Regions from separate parts of the Homo sapiens genome. Here all the other regions are linked to region 1. A link is an interaction called in ENCODE POLR2A ChIA-PET data of the cell type or tissue named here. Cell type or tissue: MCF 10A. All regions are shown on one strand. Links, peaks and the distances in the headings refer to the core of each region. The heading gives the core; the rest is flanking DNA. Region 1 has its middle 27 kb from the start of ASAP2. Region 2 overlaps ASAP2 (ArfGAP with SH3 domain, ankyrin repeat and PH domain 2). Region 3 overlaps ASAP2 (ArfGAP with SH3 domain, ankyrin repeat and PH domain 2).

Region 1 (5,540 bases), core at 268-5,267:
GGGAGGATCACTTGAGACCAGGTGGTCGAGGTTGCAATGAGCCAAGATCGCATCACTGAACTCAAGAAAACACAGTTTATTGTGGTCTGGCAAATGTTAATGGATTCTCACTGCTTTTTCTCATCTTATGCTTATGTTTTTATCCTGAAGCAATGGGAAATGGATGGAGGGTTTTAAGGAGATTCAGAGTCACATAAGAATTCAGGGAGCTACCCCGGCCGGGTGCAGTGGCTCACGCCTGTAATCCCAGCACTTTGGGAGGCCAAGGTGGGTGGATCACGAGGTCAGGAGTTCAAGACCAGCCTGACCAACGTGGTGAAACCCCGTCTCTACTAAAAATACAAAAATTAGCCAGGTGCGGTGGCACGTGCCTGTAATCCCAGCTACTCAGGAGGCTGAGGCAGGAGAATCGCTTGAACCCGGGAAGCAGAGGTTGCAGTGAGCCGAGATCACGCCACTGTACTCCAGCCTGGGTGACAGAGCGAGACTCTATCTCAAAAAAAAAAAAAAAAAAAAAAAAAAAAAGAATGTAGGGAGCTAACTCTTGTAACCAAGTTGAGGATGGATTGAAATCGGATGAGAATGAGGAGCTCTGTTGAAAGTCCCGAGTAGTAACTCAGGAAAGCGACAATGGGACTTACTGACTGATTGACAATGACAGGTAACGTGCTGAGCATTTACTATGAGCATTTATTATGTGGGTTAGTGCTGTTGACAAAAAGAGTGAAACTCTGTGAAATATTTGAAGAGATTTATTCTGAGCTAATCTCAGTGAACAATGCCCATGACACAGCCCTCAAGAGGTGCTGAGAACACATGCCTAAGGTGGCTGGATTACAACTTGGTTTTATACATTTTAGGGAGACATAGGCATCAGTCAGTACATGTAAGATGTACACTGGTTCAATTCGAAAAGGCAAGTTATTGTCCAAAGACCTAGAATCAATAGAAAGGAATGTCTGGGTTAAGATAAGGGGTTGTGGAGACCAAGTTCCCATTATGCAGAGGCAGCCTCCAGGGAGCAGGCTTTAGAGGGACTAGATTGTAAATGTTTCTTATCAGACTTAGAGTGTGTTCTATCAGTAATTCCAAAAGGGAGGAGGGTGTAATGAGGCATATCCAGCCCCACATTCCTGTCACAGCCTGAACTGGTTTTTCAGGTTGACTTTGGAAGGCCCCTGGCTGACAGGAGGGGCTCATTCAGAGAGTTATGGGGCTTAGAATTTAGAGTTTTCTTTTTGGTTTACAGCACTTTACTTAATCTAATTCTCACAGCAACCCTATGAGGTAGCTGAAACTGATGCAGAGAAGTGAAGTAACCTCCCCAGTTGCTAGAGAGGAAGTGGCATGTACCCAAATCCAACTCTGTGCACTTCACCCCATGTTCCAGCCCCCAGTGTGTGGCTGTGTGTGGACAGGTGACAGGTGCACCCGGGAGTTGAGGGAGGGGAGTCTGCTCCCAGACAGGTTGGGTTTGGGGTGCTGAGGGGAGAAGGTGTCAGGGCTCAGGGGACCTGTGGGACTTCACTCCCTGCTCTTCTCCTCCCAGGCCCCTGGCCTCAGGTTCCTGCCTCATGCTGATGACTTTGGGATTGAGTGGGACAGTTGGAGGGTTGCCTTCAGGAAGAGAAATGATGCTGGCCTGGCTTTTGAGCTCCTTATGAAACACAGCAGTGAACCAGTCTAGGAAACCGCACTGTGTTCCACCAGACTGAACAAGCAGAAAGGGCCTTGGACCCGCCTCCCCGGCACACCCGTGGGATGGCTGTCTACATCTGCATGCAAATGATTCTGATACGTTCTGACAAATAATATTTACATTTGGAATCCAGCTGTCAAGAGAGAACAGCTGCCATCAGGTGCTTAAGGCACCTCTAAGGCATGTTTTCAGATTTTAAAAAAAACCACGTGAGCCCACACTGTTTAAACTGTATCCCCACGGAAGTTGCAAACTGAAGCTTCTTTGTTCCTGCCAAATGACTCATGGACGCCCTTTAAAAGAGAACGAAACAGACGTGTTTTGATGGGGAAAATACATAAAAAATGCAGTGCATTTTTCCAAGCAGCCATCAGACCATCTAATTCAGGCCAACGAGGGCAAAGCTGCGAAGCTCTTCGGCTGACCTTCTCCATGAGGACCTTGTCCCAGACAGGGGCCCCCTGGAAAGGGACGTACTGACCAAGGCAGGAAAGAGAAGGCCAATTTTCCCAAGACGATTAATCTTACTGAGGTTCCATTTGAAAACAGCCTTCGTGTTCTTCTAGTATGTTGTTTTTCTGAGGAAATCATTTTCAGAAGCATGTGATGTAATCATCTTAAGAAGATAAGCGTTCATTTACATAGCATTTATTCTGTGCTAAACATAGTAAGTAATTCCTTGATGAAGAACCCAGACACAGAGATAGTAAGTAACTTGCCCAAGTCCACACAGCTAGCAAGTGCCTAGCTGGGGTGCAAACCAGGTAGTCTGGCCACAGAGTCTGGGCTCCGCGTGGTGGAAAAAGCACCTCCCGTGTTGGAATCTGTGTGCCCTTGGACAAGTCCCATATCCTTCCTGAGTCACTAATGCCTCCCCAGCACTGTTGTGGGAGGATTAGTCACTGGGGCAGGCCCTCAATAAACATGAGCTGGATCTGAGTCCCAGGGGAGTGCCACACAACTTCCATGGGCCTCCCCTGACCCTCCCAGGCTTCAGGAAGCTCTTCCACCTCTGCAATGTTGGGTGGAGTAGCAAAAAAAGGCACGCAAGGATCCAGCAGGCCTGTAGGACATGGCGGTTTATTGTGAAAATGGTCTGAATTGATATTGGTAGTGCCTCCACCCCTACACATACACACATACATGGGTTCCTAATACACATGTACACAACACACAACACACAACTAACCAACGAGAATCCATCAGCATTGAACCGCAGGCAGCACACTGGCAGGTGCCTGGAGCGGTTACAGTTGTTACTAATTTCTTGGTGCTTACACTGCGTTGGCTTTGTAACCCCAGGGCCTGGCTCTGTGTCCTGGGGATGCACACATTTCCTCGCAGCTAGGCCAGTTTGCATCAACCCTGCACCACTTCTCTTCATTCTCTACAAATTGGAGAAACCCCATGTTGTTGATAAGAAGGAACCAACGACAAAGTTATAACAGTGAAAGACACAGGAAACAGCTCTCTGGTGCAGGTTCCCAATTTCAGGCATAACAGAAAGTTATTCAGGGCAGCAGCCCTGATGTTCTTGAACTCTGGCTTCTCAAAAGGAAGGACATAATTTTCACTGGGTGGAGGGCTGGGGTTACCTGAAAATAGCTCTCTTGCAGGATGGAAGTTCCTGACCAATTCTACTTCCATAAGGCACTGTCAAACACCTCCCTTCGCCCACCTCCAGATTCCAGATTGAGCAGTCCTAGCCTTAGCCCTGAACACCCACCAGGACCCATTGTGGCTGCCACAAATGGACCCACCCTGCTCATACAAACACGTGGGGACTGCAGAAAAATCAGGACCCAAGGATTGACCTCACACTCCTATCAGTTGCTCCCACTCCTCCCCATCATCTCTGCTTCTTCACCTCCCACTTGACTTTGCCTAGCTCCAGATCTTGCCTCAGGCATAGATATGGTTTGTCTGTGTCCCCACCCAAATCTCACCTTGAATTGTAATAACCTCCACGTGTCAAGGGTGGGGCCAGGTGGAGATAATCGAATCATGGGGATGGCTTCCCCATACTGTTTTCATGGTAATGAATGTCTTATGAGATCTGATGGTTTTATAAAGGGCAGTTCCCCTGCACACACCCTCTTGCCTGCCACCATGTAAAACATGCCTTAGCTTCTCCTCTGCCTTCTTCATCATTGTGAGGCTTCCCCAGCCATGTGGAACTGTGAGTCCATTAAACCTCTTTCCTTTATAAATTACCCATTCTCAGGTGTCTTTATTAGCAGCATGAGAACAGACACCCTAGGATGTGGCAGCCTGCTACAAACCCACTGGCTCAATGGACCCCCTTCCCGATATTTACGCTTCTTAGTTATGCAAGCCAATAAATTCCCTTTATGGTGGTTGAGGTCTTTAGAATTGGGTTTTTAATTTCTCAAAATGCAAGAACCCTGACTAATACAGAGGTATTTGATAAAGTAAATTGAAAGAGAAGCTCAGCAGTCCATGCATTGACTTAGCAGGAAGAGGGGAGCCCTGGAAGGCTTGAATAGACAGGTGGCATCCTTTGATGTATCTGATCAGCCAGTACCCATTTGACGAGTATGGACATCTGCATGGGGCTGGATCATGGGTGTCCACCAGTAAACATCACACTGCGTGACCCCTGCTCCTGAGAAACCCACCGTCAAATTTCATTCAGTAAATTATTTTTGACGGCTGATTATGTATACAACACTGTTAAATTCTAGTTAACATAAGGCGCTTAATTCAAGATAGTGGCGAAAATCATGTTGTTGGAAGGTAGAGTCGGCTGTGCTGGTGTACAGGTGTCCCAGGTAGATGGTACTGAGGTGGGGACAGCTTTCAGGGGTGGCTGGGAGAGACCAGCTGTGAGACGGGGCTGAGCTGAGCAGGAAAATAGGACAGGAAAGTGAGGGCATCCTGGAGGATCAGCCTGAAAGGAAGATGAGGGAAGAGGTGACCGATTGGATGTGGAGCAGAGGGAAGGGAGGGAACAATTTAAGGACATCTTGAAGGGGGCACCTTGAGCAGCAATGGGGATGCCAGGAGAGAAGTGGGTTGAGGGGTGGAGAGGAGGAGGTGAGTTTAGCTTAGACACGTCGAGTTCAGACATTGGTTTAAAAAGTAGTAAGCAATGCCACTGTGTTCACAAGTTGTTGCTTAGGAGGGATGGTGTTTAGGACAGTGGTTCAGATCCAGAAGACTGGATTTGAGTCCCAATTCTGCTTTTTTTTTTTTTTTTTTTTTCTGATACAGGGTCTTGCTCTGTTGCCCAGGCTGGAGTGCAGTGGCTCAATCATGGCTCACTGTAGCGTCAACCTCCAGGGCTCAAGTGATCCTCCCACCTCAGGATCTCTGGTAGCTAGGACCAGAGGTGCACAGCATCATGCCCAGCTAACTTTTTGTACTTTTTTGTATACATGGCATTTTGCTATGTTGCCAAGGCTGGTCTAAAATGCCTAGACTTGAGCTATTCACCCCTCTGCAGCCTCCCAAAGCACTGGGGTTATAGGCATGAGCCCCCGTGCCCGGCTCCAGCCCTGCTCTTTCTGTGCTCTGTGGTGCTGAGCGCATCACTTCACCTTTCTGAATTTCAGAGGGGATAACAAGGCACTCCTTCCTTGGCTTAACTCACAAGATGACCAAGTGAAGTTTTGTAAACCATAACATGTCACGTACATGTTGGTTATTACAGCTGAGATAAAAATTGACAAACTGTAAAAGCATTAAAGCAAACAAATGAGAAAAAAAAAACTCTGTGTTAGCTGGACACAGTGGCTCACACCTGCAATCCCAGCACTTTGGGAGGCCAAGGCAGGTGGATTGTTTGAGGCCAGGAGTTCAAGACCAGCCTGGGCAACAT
Region 2 (5,540 bases), core at 344-5,343, 140 kb after region 1:
TGGCACCAGGCTTCTCTCTCTCCAGCTGCTGCCTTCTGCTGACTCCTCGACTGCCACGGCTGGCAGGGCCCACACCAGCACTTCGACCACCCTCTATGCCATTCCTTTTGCCCAGTCTACCCCTGCCCCCACCTCACGATGCCCCATCTTTTGAAGGTCTGTCTCACATCCACTGCTTAACAGAGATTTCCCTGGTATCCAGGCTAGAAATAATGTTCTCTTCATGGAAGTTCCATGATGTCTCAGTCCTGGCTCCTCTGGTATCTAGGCTAGAAATAATGTGTTTTCCTTGAAGTTCCATGGTGTCTCATTCCTGGCTCTCAGAGTTTCCACTTGGTAGTTTACTTACCTAAACATGGGGCGTGTCTCCCCATTCACCCGAGGGGAGAGGCTGTCTGAGGACTGAGGTCCTCACTAGCTTGTTTTTGTTTCCTAACTCATCCGTACACCCCCCTCTCCTGCCACCACTGCGGCCACATGTGGCTCCTTTACAGTGGTCATCAGAGCTGTCCTTGCAGCCTGGCCAACATGATGAAACCCCGTCTCTACTAATAATACAAAAATTAGCTGGGCATGGCATGGTGGCGTGTGCCTGTAATCCCAGCTACCTGGGAGGCTGAGGCAGAGGAATCACTTGAACCTGGGAGGTGGAGGTTGCAGTGAGCCAAGATCGTGCCACTGCACACCCGCCTGGGCAACAGAGTGAAACTGTGTCTTAAAAAATAAAAAAAAAAGCTGCAATTGGTTGTTGAGTGTCTCATTGCCCACTAGGCTGCGGGCCCTGTTCCCAGCATCCAGAGGTCACACTCACTGCTGAAATGAACGAAGAACGAAAGCAAGCCGACCAAGTGGGTCTGCATGTCCGTGGAGTGTTCACTCTTCTCCACTTGAATGTTTTTGCTGTAGGTCCCAAAGCATAGTTGATCTCTTCTCACCCTAATCTATTATTAACAGCACCTAAGTTCTTATTGGAATTAAATAACGAATAATCTCAAAATAGATGGATAAACCAAATTGTGATGAATTTCTTTTTCTCTGCTGCAGAGAATCTTGTTTTTCCCACTCACTCGTGTACATTCATGTTCATGTGTGTACTCCCGCTTCATGAAAAACCTAAGATTCTCTTTAGAAATGTGAATTTTAACTTGTGGACACTTTTAACTTTCTTCCCCACAACCCACCTTATCACTGGATGGTTCTGGTGCCTTTGGCGCTGCCCCCGCCAGCTGCCGGACAGCGACTCTAATCCTCCCTGTAGGCTGCCTTCTTTCTTGCACGTGCCTTGTTCTAGACCGCACAGCATTGGCTCCCAGCCAGGCAGGGTTCAGGACCAAATTGACCTGCGCCGGTGACTCTGATTGTGGTTTTGTATGATCGTGTAGATGAGTGGGCAGTGAGCATCTCAGGGGTTAGTAACTGGGACAGTTACCCTTCCTTCTTCCCAAGCCCAGGCCAGCTGGCCTGACCACCTAAAACCTAAGTCACTGTTTTCTCACCTTTCATCAATGAGGAGCCATTAGTATCTGTGCAGTGTAAAATATGCTACTATGTGGTATTCTTAGAATTTTACATTCTTGGTGTGTATGTACATAATTCTTCCTCTGAAAGGGCAGGCATCGTGTTTCATTTACCTTTGTAAATTTATTTTATTTTATTTTTGAGACAAAAGTCTCGCTCTGTTACCTAGGCTGGAGTGCAGTGGTGTCATCTTGGCTCACTGCAACCTCCGCCTCCTGGATTCAAGTGATTCTCCTGCCTCAGCCTCCCGAGTAGCTAGGATTACAGGCGTGCGCCACCTCGCCTGGCTCATTTTTGTATTTTTAATAGAGATGGGGTTTTGCCGTGTTGGTCAGGCTGGTCTCGAACTCCTGACCTCAGGTGATCTGCCTGCCTCGGCCTCCCAAAGTGCTGGAATTACAGGCATGAGCCACCACACTCAGCCTCCTTTGTAAATTTACCTACTGTTGCTGTATGCAAAATAGGTGCTCAATAAATCACTTGAATGAATGAATTCACACATGCATTTGCTATATTATGTTTGGTTTAAGGTGTTAATAGAACTAACATTTTATCTGAAGCCCCTGTAGATTCTGTCTTTCACATATTCGATGCCCAAAAAAATATTTCAGTATACTGATTTCTTCCATCAATAATTTTTAAGCCTCTATTCTAGGCCAAGCCCCATGCTAAGAGCTCTGGTAAATATAAAATACAATAAAGGTGGATGCTACCCTTTAGAACTTAGTGTGTGAGATCACTAAGATGAACACGAGAAGAGCCTGCCAAGTGCCTTAAAACATTTAGAAAAGGGGCTGGGTGTAGTGGCTCATACCTGTAATCCCAGGTCTTTGGGAGGCCGAGGCAGGTGGATCACTTGAGGTCAGGAGTTTGAGACCAGCCTGACCAACATGGTGAAACCCCGTCTCTACTAAAAATACAAAAAGCCAGGCATGGTTGTGGGTGCTTGTAATCCCAGCAACTCGGGAGGCTGAGGCGGGAGGATCACTTGAACCTGGAAAGCAGAGGTTGCGGTGAGCCGAGATCACGCCACTGCACTCCAGCCTGGGTGAGACTCCATCTCAAAAAAAAAAAAAAAAAAAAATAGAAAAGAAAATATTGGAGGATCTGGGGGAGGGAGGGATCACATTCTGCTGGGGTTGCTTAGTAGAGAAGGTGGCGTTTGAGTAACTCCTGATGGATGAGAAGGCTTTGAACAGCAGGGATAGGGAAGACGTTTCCGTCGAATAGAACAAATTGAGCACATGCGTAGAATCAGGGAAGGAGAGAGTTCAGTTTGGAGAAATATGAAGATGAAACATGGAAAATAAGGATGGATTGTGGAGAGTGTGAAATGCAGGAATAAGTAGTTTAGTCTTTATTAGGGACACAACCCCAGACAAGCCTGCCATAGCCCTGAAGCGGGGAGTGGGGCAGGCAGAGACTAGGAAGCGGCAGCAGGGAGCAGGGGAAGCCATAGCCTTAGTCCTGAGAAGGAGCAGTGAGGCGCAGCCAAGGCAGTGGACGTGAGAATGGCATGGAGGGAATGTTGGAAGACGGGTCTGCGTATGTAGGGTTAAGACCTGGAATTTGTTGAGAAGCGTGCCGCACGGCTGGGTGGCAGCACTGGGGTCAGAGATGACTCTTGGGTGTCAAGCAAGTGAGGAGGGTGGGAGAGAGGGCTTTGTAGGAAGGAAGAGCATTGGAGGAAGGAGAGCTGGCTGCATACTTGGGGCTGCCTGCAAGTAGAGGGAAATGTGGCCCTGGAGGCGGGAACTGTGACGGGAGTTTCATTCCTCACTCACCTGTCTGGCTGCCAGGACTGTCAATGACAGTGGAAATCTAGGCGTGCTTGCTGTCGTAGGTTACTCATCAGCACGGCCTTCTGTTTGTCCTTGTTCCTTCCAGTCGTTCCTAAGACCGCACCTTAAACTGCGCTTTTCAGCATTTAAAAATTTAATGCTTAAGGCTGATCTTAGCAAGACATAGCTGATGACATTGTACCTTGGAGGAAGGCCAGGTACGTGAGAAATGTTGAGTTGTTTAATCCTAGGGCAAAAGTTCCCCAAAAAAGTTTATTTCTGAAATGACAGTCATTAATTGATCATTTATTTAGCAGAATTGGCTGTGGATGCAGACGTTATTATACACCTTACCAGTGTTTTCCAAGTACATTTCTGTTTCTAATGTAAAATTTAGTCCAGGCGTGGTGGCTCATGCCTGTAATCCCAGCACTTTGAGAGGCCGAGGAGGGCAGATTGCTTAAGTCTAGGAGTTCAAGACTAGCCTGAGCAACACAGTGAAACCCTGTCTACAAAAACTACAAAAAAAAAATTAGCCAAGCATGTTGGCCCGTGCCTATAGTCCCAGCTACTCAGGAGGCTAAGGTGGGAGGATCGCCTGAGCTCAAGAAGTTGAGGCTGAAGTGCCCTCCAACCTGGGCGACACAGTGAGACCCTGTTTCAAAAAAAAAGAAAAAAAAATTAGTACACTGAATGGTGTATAGAAATCGGATGCCATATTGCTTTAAAAGTGGTGCCATTTTATCTTCCTATTTAAGATAATTATACTAAAAATAAAACTTTCCTTTGCTTGATGGTATGAATGAATACATAAGGTCCCAAGTCCCTCTTCTCGTCCTTCTCCTTCTCTGGGCCTGTAATCTAGAAGCCCAGAGTGTCACAGAAGCCACAGGGGCCCAGCAGTGGGAACTGGCCCTTGGGTTGATTCAGGGGAGTGGTCCAAGCCTGGGAAGTGCGAAAGTGGGTTTCGAGCTCGTTTTCCACTTGAGGGAGGGAATCTTTTCAGGCTCAGGGCTCTGAGTCCGTACTTGAAGGCTCTTCCTGACTGAAGTTTCGCATCTTGAGTTGACTCGCATTTGAACTGCTGTCACGGAGACTTGCTTGCTCCTCGTGTACCTGTTGGTTAGGAGGCTTCCATTCCACCCAATTTAATCCATGCGGACGGTGTGTGTCCCCACTCTCCTGCCTTCTTGCTTCAGGGAGAAGAATGGGGGCACCAAGGCTCTTGCCCTTCCTGTTCCCTTTTATCTCCTTTGCCTAGCAACACCCCCCCAACACACACCCCCTCACAATCACACCCTCACTCTCACACCCTCCCACACACCCCCCGTCACACCCTCTCATGTCCACTCTCATACACTCTCACAACCACACTCACACAACATGCAATCATTCCCAATCACTCACATCCACACTCCACACAACCACACAAAATCACATCCACACACACACTCAACCACACTCATACCCCACGCAATCACAACCACACAACACACATCCCAATCACACCCACTCACATCCACACTCTCACCACACTCAACACACACCCCACGCAATCACACCCACTCACATCCACACTCACACAATCACACAACCACACTCATACACACCCCGTGCATCACACACACTCATATCCACACCCTCACACCCTCACAATCACAGCCCCCCACATCCACTCACACAATCATATCTTCACTCACACACACCCTCACACAATCATTCACATTCACCCCCAACTCACATCCACACACACACCCTCAAACACACACATGCTCCCTCACACACCTACACATACTCACATTCTCACACACACATGTGCATTCACCTTATACTCAGTCACTTACACCCTTACACACCCACTTACACCCCCACAATCACACCCCACACTCAAATCCACACAATCTCTCACATCCACAATCACACTCTCACACACCCACACACCCGTACACAATCACATTCACGCACTCACATCCACAATCACACCCACACACACCCATACACACATTTACACACTTACACAATCACTCACATCCATAATCACATCCTGAAACCCTCACACGCCCACACACACCCATACACAATCACATTCACACTCACATCCACACTCACACTCACATCCGTACACAATCACACCCTCACACACCCATACACAATCGCATTCACACACTCACACAATCACACCCTTAGTCCCTTAACATGCTCCCTCACACACCTACACGATCACTCATACCCACATTCACT
Region 3 (5,540 bases), core at 209-5,208, 200 kb after region 1:
AAGAAATGGCCAGAAAGTAGGGGAGTGTGGGGTGGTCAACCCCAAGACCTGCAGCTTCTTCCTGAGGAGGCTGAGTTCACTGGACTCGTGGTGGAAGCTGCCCTGATGCCCCATCTCTGAGTGCCAGCCCGGCTCCTAGAACGCAGCAGGGGTTTCGTAAACATTTGGTTGATAGCTGCGTGATGCCTCTCCCTCCATGCACATTTTCAGGGGGCAGGAGAGGGAAGGTCCCAGTTTCTTTTTTTCCAGAGTGGAAGGAGGACAAAAGTGGGGGAGAATTCTGAAAATGAAACACACCCCCCGCTCCCCATGCCCACAATTTGGTGAAAAAGAAACTCCTTTTTTGATATTGAAAATGTAATTGGTTTCCTTCTCATGGAAGCAGCAGGTGCCACTTCCTGAGATCGCCTTTCTGTCTCCACTTTGTGCAGGGGCACAAAGCTCACTGCCCCTCCTCAGAATGTGACAGTGGCCATGTTTGCTAGGATTGAGGGCCTGTCCCATGTCTGCCAAGCCTGAGCACCTTTTGTGGGTGACCTGGTCTTGTGATATGTTGGAAGAACTTTTGAAAATCTCAAGATTCCCCTTTAGCCTGTTTTCAGAGGGTATTCCCAGGGCAAACAGGCCGAGGAGCCTGGGGACTCTGGGCTTTGGGAAAGTGACTTTTCCCTTTCCTGGAGGGAATATCAAATAATGATAGAGAAAAGCTCAGCCTCCGTCCTCCCGTGGGACAGGATGGATGAGTCACACAGGCATCCAGAGGCCCTGCATCCAGCACAGCTGGCCGGCCTAGCACAGCAGCCTCGGCGCAGCCAGTGGGACGTGAGAAGGACGCTGGGCTCTAGGTTCACCCCGGTAGTGCACTGCCCCACCTTGGCCCCACATGCTCAGCAACAACAGGGATGCCCCCCTCCCCTTTTGACCTCTTCTGCCATCATCGTGTTATTTCCCTGATGACCTTCTGCTAAGGCTTCCCCAGCCATGTAGGCAGGGACGGTGCCAGGTCCCACCACCTTGGCGATGATTTACAGAAACCGTTCACTCGGGGACTGTCTGCCTTTCCTGTGCCCGTAGCCCAGGCTCCCTGCCGGGCAGTCCCTGGTCGTCCAGCCTGTGACACACTATGCTCTCTCTCTGTTCCTGTTCTCGGGCAGTGGGAACCTGGATAAACAGACAGGGAAAGGCAGCACAGCCCTGCACTACTGCTGCCTGACCGACAATGCCGAGTGCCTCAAGTTGCTCCTGCGGGGGAAGGCCTCCATCGAGATAGGTGAGTGGGCCCGGGCCCCGGGGGTGGGCTCAGCTGCACCCTGGCCTCTGCCTCCTGTCTGCCATCCAAGCGCTGCTCTTGGAAACAGGGCCAACCCTGTGGGCTCTTGTTAGTGCCAAAGAGAAGGAGAACCTACCGCTAATGAGAAAGAGCCTCTCCCTGCCTGTTCCACGAGGCCGCATTCACCATCTGTTACTTAGACTTTGGGCGCGTTTACAGGCATTTTACAGATCATAAGACAAGCAAAGGGTGGGTCTTGCAGCTCTCACGGATGCCAGGTGAATTTGGACAAGGTTGGGGAATTTTGACCTGTTCACATACCCTGAGTCTACTCACCCCCACCTGAGGCCACACTTGGCCCCTTTCTTGGCTCTGGGTTTAGACGGATTACAGGGGGAGATGCTGTTTACTGCCCTCTCCTTTCATTTGCACCACTGCTTCCTCCATGAAGGGCCCTGGTTGTTACTTGGCCCCGGTCCCTCCCTCTCTCGAGGACCCCGACATGCCAACAGCCAAGGCACAGTTGTGCCTTGAGAGCATCCAGCTGTTGTCCCCTCAGGAGGAAGTATTTTTGAAGGACTGTTAAATAAAGAGGAAAGAATAGAAAAAAGACACACATCTGCCTGAGAGCCGTGCTTATCATTAAAAAACTAATAATCAGACCTCATTGACTGAGGCTTATTTAGAAGAAATTATAGGCCGGGTGCAGTGGCTCACGAGGTCAAGAGATCGAGACCATCTGGCCAACATGGTGAAACCCTGTCTCCACTAAAAATACAAAAATTAGCCGGGTATGGTGGCGCGCACCTGTAGGCCCAGCTACTTGGGAGGCTGAGGCAGGAGAATCACTTGAACCCGGGAGGCGGAGGTTGCAGTGAGCTGAGATTGCACCATTGCACTCCAGCCTGGCAACAGAGCAAGACTCCATCTCAAAAAAAAAAAAATAAATAAAGTATATACTTTCAGGGTTTATAGACTGCTTGAGAGAAGGTTTAAAAGTTTGTTATATTGCAGTGCATGGAAATAGGTGAGCAGTGCTTTTCGTTAGAGGTTTATGATGAATCGCTTTATTCAATGAGTTACAGTTTGGATGTGGATTTTAATTAGGTGGCTGCTTCAACAGTTTTTGTTTTTGTTTTTGTTTTTTGTTTTTTTTGAGGCAGAGTCTCGCTCTGTCACCAAGGCTAGAGTGCAGTGGCACAATCTCGGCTCACTGCAACCTCTGCCTCCCAGGTTCAAGCGATTCTTCTGCCTCAGCCTCCTGAGTAGCTGGGACCACAGGCATGTGCCACCACGCCTGGCTAATCTTTATATTTTTAGTAGAGACGGGGTTTCACCATGTTGGCCAGGCTGGTCTCGAACTCCTGACCTCAAATGATCCACCCACCTCTGCCTCCCAAAGTGCTGGGATTACAGGCGTGAGCCACTGCGCCTGGCCAGTTTTAGTTTCTTGATTAGTTCAAACTTCATCTTTTAAAGTTTTACCTTCTGTATTTAGCTGTAGTTCTATACAATTACAAGATACATTCAGCCTCGACTAGGTCAAACTCACTGTGGATTTCATTAACCAGGCCCAATTTAATTTAGTGCTGCCTTTCTGTTCCTTTTAAAAATTGTCCTGGATGTCAGGCCTTTGCTGGGTTTTGCCTTAACGCCTCCTTTGCTCGCCCTTGAATTTTAGCAAACGAGTCAGGAGAGACTCCGCTGGACATTGCCAAGCGCCTCAAGCACGAGCACTGTGAGGAGCTGGTGAGTCTCCCACCACAAGGACGGGGTGGGGCACCTGTCACGGGACAGGGAGCCAAGCCTGTCCTCCTTGGGCAGGGTTTGCTGTGAACCAGTGTCCTGAGCAGAGCTCAGTGTTTCTGATGGGATGAGCCGAGAATCAGCCTGCCTTGGAGAAGGTATGCTAGGGAGTCTACAGGGAAACCTAGGGGGACCCACCCCTCGCAGTGAGACTTGGGGTGTGAGTCAGTGTTTGCTGGTTGGCCGTGTTGGTAACATCACTGCTGTGGTGGGACAACTGGAACAGAGGCCCGAGGCCACCACAAGGGCCTGCTCTCTGGCCTCCGTAAGCTGTTTACTTGCTACTTTGCAGGACATCAAGGCCAACCTCCTTTCTTTGTTCCTCAGCCCCAGATCATGTGGGTTGCTCAATACCATCTTTTCCTGTTCTGGAAGAAAAGACAATGTAGACAGTAGAAAGAGCCCACCAGGCCAGGCAGCCCTGGCCTTGCCGGGGGCTCCCCAGCTTGGCTTGGGAAGGAAACTCTCTTAGGCTGTTTCCTTATTTCTACAGTGCAGTCAGTTATACCAGTATATAAGGTTGTTGTGAGAATTATTATCAAATGCTGTAAAGCAGTTGACACACAGCGCTCAGTAAATAGATTAAGGCCAGGCACAGTGACTCACGCCTTGTAATCCCAAAGCTTTGGGAGGCTAAGGCAGGGGATGATGGCTTGAGGCCAGGAATTCGAGATCAGCCTGGCAACATAGTGAGACTCTGTCTCTGCAAATGATTTAAAAACTAGCAACGCATGGTGGAGCATGCCTGTAGCCCCAGTTACCCAGGAGGCTAAGGTAGGAGGATCACTTTGAGACCAGGAGTTCAAAGCTACAGTGAGCCATAATGGTGTCACTGCACTCCAGCCTGGGCAACAGAGCAACACGCCATCTCCACAAAAACGTTTCGAATTAGCTGGGTGTGGTGGCACGCACCTGCAGTCCCAGCTACTGGGGAAGTTGAGGTGGGAGAATGGACTTGAGCTTAGGAGTTCAAGACTACAGTGAGCCATGATTATGCCAATGCGCACCAGCCTGGGGGAGAAAAAAAAGAACTATTAATAATAAATGCTATACAAGTGTAAGATAAGTAACAGGTCCTCTTTCTAAGCACTGTACATCCACGAGCTCATTTAATCTTTTTTTTTTTTTTTTTTTTTGAGATGGAGTCTTACTCTGTCACCCAGGCTGGAGTGCAGTGACATGATCTCTGTTCACTGCAACCTCCGCCTCCCAGGTTTAAGCAATTCTTCTGCCTCAGCCTCCTGAGTAACTCGGATTACAGGCACCTGCCACCACGCCCAGCTAATTTTTATATTTTTAATAGAGACGGGGTTTCACCATATTGGTCAGGCTGGTCTTGAACTCCTGACCTCAAGCAATCCACCCGCCTTGGCCTCCCAAAGTGCTGGGATTATAGGCGTGAGCCACCACACCTGACCTGTCTCATTTAATCTTCATAGCTACCTTATGACATAGTTTCTGCTGTTGTCCTCATTTTACAGATGAGGACACAGGCACAGGAAAGTTAAGTGACTTGGCCAGGGTCATGTAGCTACTATCTGGTTATGGGGGAAATTAAGCCCTGAGGTCCTGAGACACCCATAGTGTGTAACGAATTAACTTCTCTTCTGCACATGTAGAACGGAACTAGCTATCTACCTTCCTTGAGAGAACTGAGAAAATAGCCACACAGATCATTTTCTACAGCGTTTAATTCTCTCATCCTGGTTGAAAAGGCTGGGTTTACAGTGAATGAGCACATTCATTCTCCTGGGGTTGAGCTTTCTCCCATATGGAGTATGGATACTTGCAGGCTGATCAGCATCCTTTAGATCTCAAATATCCTTTGCCTGTTGTTTTGGGGAAAACTCTAGCCCTGTTTTTTCTGTACGGTTACACTGTTGTCACAACAAGCAATACAGAAGCAGACTGCTGTGACCAAAGGTGTGGGGTTCTCCCCCGACCCCATACACCAATTGTAGTCGCCTGACAGGTTCTTCTTGCCTGCTGCATAGATTAAACCCAATTCATGAGACAGTGTGATTGCAGCAGAGAAAGAGTTTAATTATGGCAAGCTGGCTGAGCGGTGGGAGGACAGGAATTATTACTCAACTGTGTCCCCACAAAGGCTCAGAGGTTAGGGTTTTTCAAGGATGGTTGGATGGGCAAGAGGGCTAGGAAATGGGTGCTGCTGATTGGTTGGGAGTGAAATCATAAGAGTATGAGAAACAGCCCTTGTCCACTGCATATCATCTCGGGGGGGCCACGGGACTGTTTGAGTCATGAGTCAGGTTCAGTGGAGTCAGTTGGTCACCAGGATGCAAAAGTCTGAAAAAATATCTCAAAAGATCAGTCTTAGGATATGTTATCTATAGGATCAATTGGGGAAGTCACAAGTATCGTGGCCTCTGGTGCAGTAAACAATTTTTTTAAAAAAAGACAGTGTCTCTCTGTTGCCCAGGTTGGAGTGCAATGGCGTGCTTGT

What was found. ChIA-PET counts read pairs that join two places held together with the same protein. Peaks named below come from ENCODE experiments on the same cell type or tissue, not always from the same donor. Only the 100,000 strongest peaks of a DNase experiment are listed, where the experiment ranks them.
Region 2: POLR2A ChIA-PET joins it to region 1 with 5 read pairs; 3 of 35 experiments call an interaction of 5 or more read pairs at or near these places.
Region 3: POLR2A ChIA-PET joins it to region 1 with 6 read pairs; 5 of 35 experiments call an interaction of 5 or more read pairs at or near these places.

What each region holds. Positions count from the first base shown.
Region 1 is chr2:9,177,409-9,182,948 of GRCh38, forward strand. No RefSeq gene overlaps it. Among named protein-coding and RNA genes, the nearest start is that of ASAP2, 27 kb to the right of the region's middle. RefSeq lists an enhancer at 2,139-3,338. In MCF 10A, for the core only: no CTCF peak of the experiment used is centred there; DNase peaks (open chromatin) are centred at 1,973 and 2,603.
Region 2 is chr2:9,312,342-9,317,881 of GRCh38, forward strand. All of the region lies in intron 3 of ASAP2 (ArfGAP with SH3 domain, ankyrin repeat and PH domain 2), which reads left to right. Among named protein-coding and RNA genes, the nearest start is that of ASAP2, 110 kb to the left of the region's middle. In MCF 10A, for the core only: no CTCF peak of the experiment used is centred there; DNase peaks (open chromatin) are centred at 1,310 and 3,350.
Region 3 is chr2:9,377,790-9,383,329 of GRCh38, forward strand. ASAP2 (ArfGAP with SH3 domain, ankyrin repeat and PH domain 2) reads left to right here. Exons shown (of 28, transcript NM_003887.3): 19 at 1,155-1,270; 20 at 2,952-3,019. Among named protein-coding and RNA genes, the nearest start is that of ITGB1BP1, 43 kb to the right of the region's middle. RefSeq lists an enhancer at 939-1,523. In MCF 10A, for the core only: no CTCF peak of the experiment used is centred there; DNase peaks (open chromatin) are centred at 752, 3,162 and 3,702.